Linked DNA regions of Mus musculus: region 1 is linked to region 2. The links are chromatin loops, found by intact Hi-C in ENCODE. Cell type or tissue: heart. All regions are shown on one strand.

The links. Hi-C counts contacts between places; a loop is a spot of excess contacts. Peaks named below come from ENCODE experiments on the same cell type or tissue, not always from the same donor. Only the 100,000 strongest peaks of a DNase experiment are listed, where the experiment ranks them.
Region 1: it touches region 2 in a loop (2.3-fold over the local background); 2 of 42 quality-filtered maps call a loop at or near these places.

What each region holds. Positions count from the first base shown.
Region 1 is chr6:15,788,758-15,791,257 of GRCm38, forward strand. The region is part of intron 4 of Mdfic (MyoD family inhibitor domain containing); the gene reads left to right. Among named protein-coding and RNA genes, the nearest start is that of Mdfic, 69 kb to the left of the region's middle. In heart, a CTCF peak has its summit at 1,558 (motif pointing left); a DNase peak (open chromatin) is centred at 1,564; H3K4me3 peaks cover 415 bases; H3K27ac peaks cover 262 bases.
Region 2 is chr6:15,742,519-15,745,018 of GRCm38, forward strand. The region is part of intron 3 of Mdfic (MyoD family inhibitor domain containing); the gene reads left to right. Among named protein-coding and RNA genes, the nearest start is that of Mdfic, 23 kb to the left of the region's middle. In heart, no CTCF peak of the experiment used is centred here; a DNase peak (open chromatin) is centred at 1,063; H3K27ac peaks cover 947 bases.

The DNA of each region.
Region 1 (2,500 bases), 46 kb after region 2:
TACCCACAGCCACTCATTTGTGTATACACAGAGAGAGAGAGCGAGAAAGAGAGAGAGAGAGAGACAGAGACAGACAGACACACACAGGCACATATGCACACACACTGACACACAAACAGACATATGCAGGCACATATGCACACACACAAACACACACACAGGTATGAACGCACATAAGTGAACATGTATATTGGGAACTTGTTGGAGACACAGCTCAAAGGTTTAAAACACTTCCAGAGTACTTGCACTTAGTTCTCATCGGCCACAGCAGGAGACACTCATCCACCTGTAAACCTAGCTCTGCGAGACCTGGCACTATGGACTTGTGGAGTACCTGCACACCGTGGCAGAGTCTCTTTCTCTGTCTCTGTCTTTGTCTCTGTCTCTATTTCTCTGTCTCTCTCTGTCTCTGTCTGTGTTTGTGTCTGTGTTTCTCATAAATAAAAATAAAATCTTTTTTTAAAAAAGAAATGAATATTACAATAAATATAAAAATGGCTCTAAAAGGTCAAGAGAAGACCCCTAGCTAGATTTAAAAATCTATTCTTCTGGATAACAGGTTCCATGGTGATGGAGTCTTAGTGCTTAAAAAGAGCTCAGCAGTTATTAACCCTCTGCTGTATGCCTACCAACACAGAGACAAATGACTTGCTTAAGATTTCTTAATCCATTAGTGAGAGAGCCAGACTGGAAAAGCCAGTCTAAGCTTCCTAGCATCACAGTCCTCCTAAATAATGTGACATTTCCCAACTGTGACACTTGGGGAGGACAGGAGGATGATTCCTCTCTGCAGTCCTTTTGTCTGTGTGCCCCCAAGTAGGGTTTCCCCTGTTGTGCTTGTTCAAACAAACACAAACAGCCTTTGCCACCTGGAAACTTACAGCCTAGCCTTTTGTAGTGTGAATGGCAGTGGTAAGTAATGAGCTGTGACTGAGAGAAGGCTCAGCTGGGGGGTGGCAGGGATGAAGTGCGGAGGGAACTGTGAAGCGGCTCAGGGAGAGGGTTTTTATTTTTATCTCCTCTCCCACAATTTAAAGTAGTCGACACGCCTACAGAACGTCTTGTTTAGCAGGCCAGAAACCACGGCTGTCACATTTAGGACACTCGCCAACCCGTCCTTAGGTTGTTTTGCCTTCAGAATTGTTGGGGGACTAAATTCAAGTGGCGATACGTATACCTTGTAATTTTAGTGTCATGCTGTCTTGCTCATCTGAAGCTTGCGATGATGCCTTTGAAAAACATCACATTACATGAATGGATGAGACAGGCTGAGAAAGGGTGATGTGGAAAGACTAACAACCATCCTTTAGTCACAAATTAATTCCATAAATAATAGGATTTACCTCCTGTGCACAGCTTTGAATTGTGCTTTGGTGTCTTGTCCCGGGGTAGCTGCTCACTCTGCCTGTCTCTTCATCTTGCCCGGTATGTGTGTGTTAGACTGCTGTGACTCTTTGCTTGGGGCCTGTCCCTTCTGTCAAGGCTAAGGAACACATCCTGGGCCTTCCCTAGACCAGACATCTCCTGCCTGTAGGACGTAGTGCCCCCTGCTGGACAAGCTGTCCTGCCTCTGCAGGAGAGGACCCTGCTGCAGTGACAGCTTTGTTTGGGACTTTTATGTAATTTGGATGGCAGACGCACCCTTTGTATACCTGCCAAGCCCTGGCAAGTCAAGTGTCCAGAGAACTGTGCGTGATCCCTGTCCTGTGAAATTCTTAGCCTGACTCATGCCTTCTCTTGCCATGTTTTTACTTCTATCTGCCAGGGGATTTTGGATATAGGCAACCTGGCCAACTCCATGAGTGTCTGTAATAGACTACTCTCACTGACTGGCCAGTATATTAGTTTACTTATCATCATCATCGTCGTCATCGTCATCATCATCATCATCACTTCATAGAGTATAGTGGGCACATCATTGTGAGCCTTTTGCCGTTTAAAAAACCGAGTTCTTTTGAAATATGCCCTGCACAATTCTTAAACCAAAGACATAAGTAACAAGAGGCGAGCCAAAATTTTAGCTGTGAAATAAATGTAGCTTGGAAAATAAAATTGGGGAAAATGTTAAATTCGGCATCTGGAAAGAAGTTTTCCATCATTTTTATTCAAATACTTATTTTCATTAAAACTAGAGGACTTTTTCACATTTGTTTTGTCCTGACTATAAGAGGCATTATTACCAAAGTATGCAGACTGCTTACAAACAAAACAATGCTTTCTTAATAAATGCTATATTTATTTACTTACGGGGCAGTGTGTGTGTGTGTGTGTGTGTGTGTGTGTGTGTGTGTGTGTTGCACTTGTGAAGTGCAAAACTTATCAGAGTCAGTTCTCTCTTACCACATGGGTCCTGGGAATCAAACTTAGGTCACCTACCTTGGTGGCAAGTACCTTTACCTTCTGAGCTTTATAGAAATTCTTCAAAATGCTTTTTGTGACTAAGTAAAGTATTATAGAATTTATTATTCAAAGCTATACTCAACCTTACATTACATATTTT
Region 2 (2,500 bases):
TAAGATCACCTAAGGCAAAACTCCAAATACACTGTGGCACAAGGATTTGGAGATTTGGATTAATGTGTTACAAAGCTTTTTTGCTGCTTGATGGCGCTCATCCTAGACACAGAATTCATCTTGCTAAAAGACAGGATTAAAAGTGAATTGTTCTTCCCATTGTCTTTCCTGGGTAAGTAGACATGAATCAAAAATATTGCAGGGAATAGTTTCCTTACTGAGCTAATGATGCAGTGTGTACCATGTGAGCATTTGGGAACACGTGTTTAGGTCGCTACTAATGTTCCCAGAAAGAATGTAGAGATAGGGAGGTCTATCACCTCCTATGGGAGTGCTGCGGTGACCATTGGCAGTTAAATAGACTTGAGAAAATAATAGCCACAGCCTGTAGTAGCAGGGGAAACCTGAGCTGGCAAGCATTTTCAAATACTTGTGAGTGACCATCTGACTCAGAGTGAGGATTAAAAATTCCAGAGCCTCTTACTTCTGCTAGTTTCCCAGTCATGCTTTTGTAGATGAAGGCTATCTTGTTGGGTGTATAAGAAACATTCGAAGTGGAAGAACTTAGAGCATGCTAAATGTGACTCCATCACAGCCACATCAAGAAGTCTCCTAGCGTGATAGCAAAAGCCAGTCTATCTCTCTGAGTTAGGAGTCCATGAAGCTGTCTGTCTGCCTTTGCTTCTTCAACTTTTCCAATAGCGTCCTCAGTCATTTCTTTTTAAGTCAATGTCTGCTTCCCACATTAGGTGAGATGGGTGTGTTTCTCTTGCTTTACTGTTCAGGGCCTTGTGGAGACTCAGCAGATCTTATAATAACAATAGGCCTTGGAAAGGGAGCTGGTGGCTCAAATCTCCACAAGGCTGGAAGTGAACATAAGCCATGAGTCAGTTCTGGCTCGCTCCTGTTCCAGGAGCGCTGTGTGGCTCCCTGAGTGCCGTGGAAGAACAGGACAGCTGGCTTCTACAGAATTGATGTGAGTGTTCCCACTGAGGCGCTAGGTTGGCTGGACGGATGGAGAGAGCATCAGAAAAAGAAAAGAAAAAGACGGCTGGGGTGTGGGAACAGTTTCAAACGCACAGCCCACTCTTTTTTCCAGTCCTCCATGGGATAGCTCAGCTGCATAAGTCAAAAGTGCAAAGAGCAACTGTTGAATCTGACTGCGTTTTCTTTATCTGCTCTTGAGAGGAGTTTCTGTGGGCTGGTGACTCACTGGCTGTCTCCACTGTCCAGGAAGCCTGCTGCTTTCTCTATTGGACATTTAGGGGGTACTTTATAACGGACCGATATCTGGCAATGTGAAGCGGCTGTTTGCACTTTTCTTCACTGAGAATAAAACAGCCCTGGAAAATGAAGGGAGTGGCTGCTTTGGAAATTACATTCTAGTTAGAGGGTGTATTCTCAGGCTTCCTAGATGAGACCCAAGCAGAGAACTATTTCCAAATTATTCCGTGAACTTTAACCCTGACCTCTGTGGACCACCTGCTTGTAGCTCACACCCCGAGTTGGCTCCTGTGCTGGGCGGATGTTTGAGTTTTTCTCATTTCTGTAGTCCTTCTAGAAGAAATATGGAAGGTGGCCCCCCAGGGGTTGTGATTTGAAGGCTTGTATTTCAAATCTGTTGCCCCTGAGTTGCTAACTTATTAGAGAAAAAAAAATCCTTTCTGGAAGTAATAAATAAAAGAAGAAATCCATATGGAATGAAACACTTTGAATAAATAGGCCACACAGAGTCTAGTGCAGGAATGTGCCTTGTGAATATCTTTCTTACAAAATTTAAATGCAAAAAAAAAAAAAAAAAAAGACAGCTCGAGCTACTTATGTTTGTTTTTTTTTTTTAAAGTCTTAAATTAGCAAAGAATTAAAGCACAATAGTGGTTTTCTGGGGAAATTTTAAAGTTGGAAAGCTTTCTTTCTATTTTATTATTTTTAAAAAGAGACACTTAAACGCTTAAGAACCATTCATATTCTGAGAAAATATCTTTGAGTATAATTTAATTTGGGGGGATTTATTTCAGATTCTAGAATTTATATAATTTTCTTGTTTTCCCCGAGAGCATGGACTGAGACCTCGGTTTTTCTCCTTAGAGGAGGACATATGGTGTGCTGCATAATTTGAACCTATACTTTTTAGTAGTGCTTTGTTTTAATAAGCACCAGTTTTCTGAGTTCATAAAATAGACATTGCAATGAAGTGACACCCTAGTTAATATTCATTTTTCTATTTAATCTGTAATACACGCAAATCCATAAAAAGTAATTGGCAACATAACATGTTTTAATTATAATTGAGAAGAAATGATCACGGGGTGGTTTCTAAGATAGGTGGGGATGTTTCTATGTCTACATGCAGAATCATACATACGTGTTCACATGCATGTTTGTGCATATGCACTTATGTGTGAATGTACGTTATGTACACATCTACCTCTATTGACAGGCAGATAGCATGTGTCAACAATGTTTTGGTTTAATTTAGGTCAAATTCTACTATCCTGGT